Regions from separate parts of the Homo sapiens genome. Here region 1 is linked to region 2. A link is a loop called in an ENCODE intact Hi-C map of the cell type or tissue named here. Cell type or tissue: OCI-LY7. All regions are shown on one strand. Links, peaks and the distances in the headings refer to the core of each region. The heading gives the core; the rest is flanking DNA.

What was found. Hi-C counts contacts between places; a loop is a spot of excess contacts. Peaks named below come from ENCODE experiments on the same cell type or tissue, not always from the same donor. Only the 100,000 strongest peaks of a DNase experiment are listed, where the experiment ranks them.
Region 1: it touches region 2 in a loop (2.6-fold over the local background); 1 of 110 quality-filtered maps calls a loop at or near these places.

Annotation. Positions count from the first base shown.
Region 1 is chr16:49,573,057-49,577,440 of GRCh38, forward strand. The region is part of intron 5 of ZNF423 (zinc finger protein 423); the gene reads right to left. Among named protein-coding and RNA genes, the nearest start is that of LINC02179, 110 kb to the left of the region's middle. In OCI-LY7, for the core only: no CTCF peak of the experiment used is centred there; a DNase peak (open chromatin) is centred at 2,465; H3K27ac peaks cover 922 bases.
Region 2 is chr16:49,521,434-49,525,817 of GRCh38, forward strand. It overlaps ZNF423 (zinc finger protein 423), which reads right to left. Exons shown (of 8, transcript NM_001379286.1): 6 at 3,930-4,061; 7 at 2,191-2,306. Among named protein-coding and RNA genes, the nearest start is that of LINC02179, 58 kb to the left of the region's middle. RefSeq lists an enhancer at 2,091-2,590. In OCI-LY7, for the core only: no CTCF peak of the experiment used is centred there; a DNase peak (open chromatin) is centred at 2,178.

The DNA.
Region 1 (4,384 bases), core at 293-4,292, 52 kb after region 2:
TGGGCGAGTGAATGGTGACTTAAATATTTGGATGGATATATGAACATGTGGACGATGGATGATGGGTGGATGAATGGACTGATGGAAGGTAGAAGTGGGTAGAGGAGTAAATGGATACATGGATGGACCAGTGGATGCATGGATGTGTGGATGGACTGATGTATGTCCTGCAGTAACTCCCAGCAGAACATGTCTAGAGGATGCTGGGAGACTCCAGGCCAGTGAATATATTCTGGGTTTATAAACCATGGGGTATCTCCTTGGCTTACCTAATCACTTCCAATTGAAACCTCTTCTCTCCCAGCTCCATTGTCTTACTCCATTTTCTGTTGCTATAACAGAATGCCACAGACAAGTAATTTATCAAGAAAATAAGTTTATTTAGCTCATGATTCTGGAGGCTGCAAAGTCCAAGAGCACAGAGACGACATCTGGAGAGAGCCTCCTTGCTATGTTGTAATGTGGCACAGGGCATCACATGGCAAGAGGACAAGTGTGTGCCTGTCTACTCAGGTCTCTCCTCTTCTGGTAAAGCCACCAGTTCCATCATCTGGGCCTACCCTGATGACATTATCTAATCCTAATTACCTCCCAAAGGCCCCACCTCCAAATGACTCAACATACGGATTTTGGGATTAAATCTCCAACACATGAAATTTGGGGGACACATTCAAACCATTGCATCCATCCTCTGCATTCAGAAAGATAGTCCAACAGAAAGATCTGGAATCAAGAGACCCAGCTGATTACCAATTCCAGTTTTGCTCTGATGTGCTGAATGACCTTAGACAAGCCCCTTCCCCTCTCTGGGCTTCTCTTTGCTATCCAGTTCAATGAAGGAATAGGACTAGATCAGGGATGCGTACATGTGGTGAGCCTGCTGATCATCCCCACGCCTTCATCCATACCTCACAGCAAGCCGTACCAATCTCTAAGGAATCACTGCACGGCTGAGCCCCATTTGCCAGGTGATCTTTAAGGAAAGTGGTTCTCAAACTTTAGTGAATCAGAATCAGCTGGAGAGTCTTTTAAAACAAAGATTACAGGCTGGGTGCAATGGTTCACACCTGTAATCCCAGCTCTTTGGGAGGCTGAGGCGGGAGGACTGCTTGAGGTCAGGAGTTCAAGACCAGCCTGGGCCACATAGTGGGACCCGCTGTCTACACAAAATTTTAAAAATTAGCCATGCATGGTGGTACATGCCTGTGGTCCCAGCTAATCAGGAAGCTGAGGCACGAGGATCACTTGAGCCAGGAGTTTGAGGCTGCAGTGAGCTATGATAGCACCACAGCACTCCAGTGACAGAGCAAGATCCTGTCTCTAAAAAGACAAAACACTGATTGCCAGTCCTCACCCAGAGTTTCTGATTCAGCAGTTGTATGTGGGGCTGGGAATTTGCATTTCTAGCAAGCTCTCAGGTGATGCTGCTGCTGATGCTGATGCTGCTGGTCCTTGGACTCTACTTGGAGAACCACTGATCTAGTGACCCCTGCTCTGAGAGTCTTGGTGAAACCTAGTAGGTATCCCCATGTGGGGGACAGCTTGCCATACCTAAGACTGGAAGCCTGCTGGAGCCACTGTTGCCTCCTGTCATTCAAAGGCATCCTTGAACCCAATGACAGGGGCACTCTCCGCCTACAGCCAGCTGCACTCCAGGTCGTGCATCCCACCTCGCCCTGCCCTGCTCCCTCCTGCTTTCCCTCTCTCCTGGAGCCTGGGAGAGCACCAGGCCTTCTGCTGCCTGTGTGCTGCCTGCCCCTGCTGCCCTCAGAACAGCTGTGGGCTTAATTATCAAAATAACATTTTAATAGTCTCATAACTGAACTCCCTTCAAAACATGCCAGCGGAGGAGGTGGGAAGGATTCTTTTTAGCACCTCTTCCCACCCGACTTGCTAATCGGAGGCATTTAAACTGCTAGAAGGCCCAGATGCCCGGCCCTGCCCATGGAGCCCCTCCTGCCACCACCAAGGATGCAGCTTCCACAGGCGGATCGAGGGGTCGGGCCCATACCAGACTGCCAGCCGGAACCAGGAGTCATTGCAGGAGCCACACTGCACCTTCGTAATGAGAAGAAAGTGGCTCATTCACGCGAACCCAGGCATCACTCAGGAAAGTGGATATGCTAAGAGAACTTAGGCAATTCATTTGCGATCACCAGGGGTTTCACTTGCTTTCAACACATTTTTTTTAGATTTAAAAAAAACTGCTATCACCAGCATTAACTCTGGCTCCCCGTCTCCCTGCCATTTCATGTAATAATTCCACGGGGAGTCCTGGCGGGTATTTAGCTCCTAATTTAAGCTCCACTAAACAAGCCCAACGCAAAACTAGCTTCTCAGATCAGCAGTTTCCCCTCCTACTTGCCGCAGCCCCTTCACTCTCTAGGTTCTTCAGGCCTCTAACATCACATCCGGCCAGCATTCACAACACCCGGGCTGTGAGCTAAGTGCAGAGCATGTGTTAGGAGTGGCTGCCCCAGTCCTCGTTCAGCAGCACAGGGAGATAGGCCCGACTGTGCCTAGGAGGAAATGAAACCAGGACAGGCCACATCCCCAAGCTGTATGGCTAGCAGTGGGTGGGGCTTCGACAGAGGCCAGGCTGGAGGGCACCGTGCTACCTCCGGCAGCATTTGCCCTGGGTGTCCCGACTTCCAAGCCAGCCCTTCTCAAACTTGACTGAGCATGCAAATCACCTGGAGCTCTTTTAAAAACACGGATTCTTGTTTGGCAGGACCAGGTGAGGCCTGGCCTTTGGTACTTCTCGCACACTCTGAGACACTGCAGATGGTGTAGGTCACTGGCCCACACTTGGAGGAGCCTGAAGGAGGCACGGGCTGCCCTCCAGGGTGGTTAGATCAGAGACTGAGTGCAGGCTGGGAGAAGCAAAGGCCAAACTCTGTCTTAGGGTGGGGTCCTTTTTCTCCCCTGGCTCTCTCCTGATCACCCCAGATAGTGCTCCTGACTCCTGGGAGAGACAGAGGGGCAGGGCTATTTCAAAGGTCAGTGTTCTCATCTTACCCTGTTCATCCCGTTTCTCAAACTCCATACCCAGACATGGAACCAGAAGTTTCCTTTGCTCTCTGGAGGAAATTGCCAGAACCAGACAAATCCCTTTGGCCCTCATCATATTTCCTGCTGCCCGCATTGACCACTTACTGTATACCAAGATAGACACTGGGAACACTGGGAACAGCAACCGTGGCTGTGGTCCCTGTGCTCAGGCAGCTGACTGGGGTGCCTGGCCAGCTGCTGTCCAAGGGAGCTCATGGTGCCAGGTGAACTCGTGGTGGGGGCAGGGGCAGAGGCAGGGGTGCAGGCAAGAGCAGTAGCTGGGCTGGGCACTGCCAGGTGCCCTGAACCTTGACAGAGTCAAGTCTATTGAGTGTTAGCCCCAATGCAACTACATTCACTACCAATAAAAACGGAGGCCACCATGCCACTCGTGGACACTACCTGGAGGCAGGCACTCTTTCACAGACTTGTAGACTCAGGCCACTGCAGTCCGTAGCTCAAGGCCAACCCTTAGCAAATTGGCCCCTACCCATCAGAAAACTGGTCCTGTTGGAAAACCCCCAGAGCCCAACTCTCTGCTGCCCACACAGTCTGCCCCAGTAGAGTTCAGAGCCCTGAATTCAAGTCCTACCTTTGACTTTCCAGTTGCTGTGACCTTGGGCAAATTAGTTTTCTTCTCTGAGCTGAATTTTTTCCATTGGCACTGGGTGTGATTCCCAGGGTCTAGCCCAGAGCAGATACTGTATGATAAGGAATAGATGCGCATATATTCTTTATTATATGTAGTCTTTGAAGTGAAAGGCCTTTACCTTTTTAAAAATGTAGTTTAATACTATTCAATGAAGCAAGTGATTACTAAACATTTACCAAATCCAGAATTTGGGGGCCAGAAACAGAGGGCACAGATGAGAAGACAGGCAAGTCCCTGTTCTCAAAAGAATCTGGAAATAACTGAGATGTGCCAAATGGATGTGACAACATTAAAGACAACCCGGGCAGACAATGAGGCAGTAAGGTTGGGTGTCCAACCACCCAGGGCAGACAATGGAAGACCTGGGGTCAGGCCAGCTGGCGTGGGGGGGTGGGGTCCCTGCAGGAGCGGTGCTGTGAGCCAAGTCTCCAAGAATGGGAAAGAGTTGTAGGAAAAGAAATCAACCACCACAGCCATAATAATGTCAAACATTTATGTACTCATTGCTACTCCATGTCAACACTGATCTATGCACTCTACATACTTAGCTTATGTAATTCTCACTAGCACATAAGGAGAGGGTACCGTTATCATCACCGTTTTACTGAGGAGAAAGCAGGCACAGTGAGGTTACATGACTTGCCTAGTTGCCCAGAGAGCAGAGTGCAGAACTGAGGCTCA
Region 2 (4,384 bases), core at 90-4,089:
GGACTGCACTTGGGAGAGGGTGCGCATCCAGCACACGAGCAGGGAGGCTTCTTGGATGGCATCAACGCCTAGCTGTCGCCCCACACATCCTAAGCACAGAGACATCAGCTCAGTTTGTGGATCAATGGGGAGACAGCAGTGGCATGGTAAGGGTCACTAGCTCAGTGGTGGCCTTTTGGAAGTGGAACCCCCTCTCTGGGCCAGGTCTGTATGATTGGTTTCATAACTCTGTCCCACGTTGTGACAATGGGATAAAGGCCTCATGTACAATACACAAATTTATGAGCACCGTAAGGATGAAAAGAAACAGGCTTTCCACCACACCAGCTGGGTGCTCCTCGGGGCCAGCCCTGAGCTCAGCCTACCTAGCCCTGGCATGGGGCCAGCCTATGGAAACAGGACTTGACCATCTAATGGTGAATCCCCCCGGTCCCCACACCCTCCAAGGGCCTGTTTGCATATCCTCCAGGCAACAGCCACCACCAGCTGTGCAGACAGGCGGGCCCAGGCCTGGCAGTGTGGGTGGGCCACAGCACAGTAAGAAGGGGGCCCCCTACAACAGGCCACAGCTGTGCCCCTCTAACCCCAGAGGGGGAGGCACCACTGTGGCCATTCAAGTGACTCTGCATGGTGTAAGTGGCCCCAGCCTTGTAACCTGGGTATGTGGGAGATTGCTGCATGCAGGTGCAGCAGTGGCATGGGGATGAGGGAGGGTGCTGCTGGGTGTGTAGGGTCCCCCCTGGAGGGCCAAACTGGTGTGTGTGAGTCCTTAGGGCTCCCTTCTCCTTCCAGGCAGAGGGTGGAATTCCCTGCCTCACCCGCTTTGAGGTTGGGCATGCCCGCGGGACTTACTCTAGTCAACACAATGTGAGAGAAGGTGGCGTGCATCATTTCCGAGGGGAAGCTTGAAGTGCTGGTAGAGAAGTCACCACCTCCCTCTTCTCCCTGCCTCAGTGACTACGGAAACGTGGATGGGCATGGACCCTCCGTGGGCCTGGGTCACTAAGTGAATATTATGAACAGAGTCTCTTCCCCATCACCTGCTTGGATATGTCACATGGGCAACAAATAAACCTTTTGTTGAGGACACAGAGACCGAGAGGAGGTTTGTTATTGCAGCCTAACCTACCCATATCCTTCCCGACAGGCTCATTCTTGGTATGTGACATTTCGGCATGTCCGTCTATGTGTATGTGTGATATATCTGTGGACATGAGTGTGGTCCTTCTTTTGGGGGTGCAGTGTTGTGCTGCATGTGTGCGGTATTCCTCAGGGTGGATGCAGTGTTACTCTTTGTGACATCTCTGGGCATATACACTGTGATAGGAACTGTGTGCGTGCACCTTCCCTTTGTGTGTGTGATGCTATGGTCCAGGTACAGTGAATGTGAGATTTTTCTGTGTACGTGTGTTGTATTTCTGGTGGGCATGTGATCTCTCCAGTGTTGCAAGAATTTTTTGCAAAAACCAGTGGGAGAGAAAGCAGTTTCACTTGGGCACAGATCTTGTTCCTTGGAAAAACCAGTAACAGGTGAAATGGGGCCCCATGGGATTCCAAGGCAGGTGGCTGTGAATGCCTGGGAAGACCGTCACACCAGCTTCCTTTCCCAAGGTCCTCTCAGTTACCACAGGCTGGGGATGAGGATGCAAGGAAGTTGGCTGAGGCCCCTGTCCCTTACCTGAGGGCCACATCAGTCTCAGGACCTCTGGTGACTGCCTCTAAGCTGGGGCAATCGGGCACCACTACTCTTCTTTTCTGGCTTTTATGGACAAAACTGGAGGCTCCAAGGCCCCAGACCTAACTCCTGTTCCCACACAGCCCCAGGACCCAGCCACAAAGACATCATGGGCTTCTAGCCACAGAACCAAAGCTCAGTGAAATATCATTTTACAATAGAGGTAGGGAAATTGGAATCCCCAAGAGCAGACAGGACTTGCCACGAAACACCTCAAATGTAAGCTTCTGACTCCTGCTCTGGGCTCAGCCAGTGGCAGTTGGTTCTTTTGAGAACGCTGGGCTGGCAGAGGCCAGGGGGCTGAAACTCCATGCCTGCTAGCCAGGAGGTCAGCCCCTGATTGCAGACCTGCCAGCATAAGACTCCACCAGCTTGCCTTAACCCTGAGACCGTCGGTGCTGACGGGGGAACCGAGGACCATCAGGCGGCGTGGTGCAGCGGATGTGGGCACCCACCTGCAGCTCGGTCTGGAAGAAGAACTTCTGAGGGCACTGTGAGCAGTCGTAGATCTTGTCCTCCTGCCCGTGCACGGCAAAGATGTGCTGCTGCAACTTGTTGGCCTGGACGAAGACTAGACACAGACACGGCTGTCAGGGCCAAGCTCAGGACACCAGCCCAGCCTCCTGTGGCAGCTGCCCCCACAACACTCGCAGGCAGGGATCACTGTGGCATAGGTACAGTCAGCCAAACAGTGGGCTACTGGGAGTGTTCTTAGCACATACTAGAGGAGGCTCAAGTTAGATAAGCTGAGCTCCGGTACTTAGTGGCTGTGCAACCCTGGGTAAGTCACTTAACCTCTCTGGGCTCCATTTCCTCACTCAAAAAATGAAGATTATAATATGTCCCTAGCTGGGTGGCTGGGAGGATCAAATGGGATATTGATAAAGTGCTTAAAAGATGGCCTGCCACAGACAAATGAATGCTGTCTTCCTCGTCCCCATCATCAACAGCCAGACACCTACAGGGGTGAGCTTCTTGAACCCCTCCCAGGCCTGTAGGACAGGTGCTATTATCCCCATTTTATACAAGAGAAAACTGAGGTGCCAGGAATGTTAAATGGCTTGTCCAAGGTCCCACTGCTAGCAAGTGGCAGAGCCTAGACTTGAATTAAATAAGCTCAGCACAGGGTCTTGTACAAGAAGTTGCTCAACCAACACAAATTCCTATTTTTATTGTTGTCAGCATCCTCGGGCCCCCACACAGAGGCCCCCATGTCCTGGGTTGGCAGACGGGCAGCTGGGGCCCTTCAGTGCCAGCCTCAGAGTGTGGCAGTGACAGATGGGTGGGGGCTCCTGCGATGAGGGGGAAGATGGCATCAGGGTGCTCAGGGGCTCTGGGGAGCCCCAGGGGTGTGTGTTTGGGGGATTTGCCCCAGAGTGGACACCCCTGGGCCTGGCATGGAGAAGGTCTAGCCCTGGCTTCCCAGTGGCAGGAGTTCTGAGGTGGCCCCAGCCCTGAGCGCACCCAGGAGGTGGCCCAGAGCAGCTGTGTGTCTGGGAGGTGAGCACTTCAGAGATACCCTCCTGCCAGGCGTCCTCCCCAGGGTGGGCTTCCTGCCGTGGCAGACAGCAGATGTCGGGGGAGGCAGGGAAGGCCAGGCTCTCCCACGCACACCGGCTGCCATCTGGGCAGCAGGAGGGGGCCGGCAGAGCCCCTGAGACTTGCCTCGGGCTGGGACAGCCATTCGCCTGGGCCGGCAGCCAGTCTGGGGGCTGGGAACTTGGCCGGCAGAGCTGCCCTTGACCCCTGCATCCTGGAGCATGGATGGGAGCTAGGTAGGCCAGGGAAGGGGGAACCAGGAGTATGTGAAGCTGGGAGCCCCAGAAGTGCTGAATAGAGCTCAAGGCTCGGGGAGACAAACACAGGGCCCGGGAGGGGAAAACTGCCGCAGAGGGTTGAGGCTGGGTTGGACAAAGGGCTTCTAGCTCCTGTGTGCAGAGGGCGAGGAGAGGGTGCCAACCAGCCTGCTGATGAGGAGAGGCCAGAGAGCACTGAAGGAGGGCGCGTGTCAGCTCTGAACTGAGGGACGTGGGGCAAAGGGCCTGTTAATCCCTCAGGGTATCCCCAACGGAGTCCTGGTCTATAACAGGCCTGCCAAGGAAAGAGGAAGAGCACACACTGGGATCCCGCAATAACAGGGCAGGGCTCCTGTGTTCATCTCTCTCCCCTGAGGGGCACAAGCTGGGTACCTTACCTGTGAAACACACGGGGCATTTGAAGGTGCCGCCCATGCCCTCGAAGCTGTGCTCAATGAGGTGACAGAGGAGCTTGGCCGGGGAGTCGAACATCTGGTTGCACAGCTTACACTCGTGGTTGATGCCTTCCTCTGCAAGGAAAACCCGTGACCAGTCAGTGACCAGCATGCCATGTCCCCCAGACAGGTGCTCACAAGGCCTCCCATAGACCCCAGCACTAACCCCCCTCCAATCCCCAGCACCGGGGCTGGTGAAGGGACTGCAGACACCAAGACTCATCCTGGCTCCACATGGCCTCACCCCTAGAGGCTTACAGACCCCAGAGGACCGGCTCCAAATATGTGGCCCTTGGAGGTGCCATTTGCTGTGATTTCTCCTGCTGATCAAGCAGCCAGGTGTGCAGGCCATGGTCAACAGCTTGAGTCCCAAGACTGGGTCACTGTGCAGAGGCACC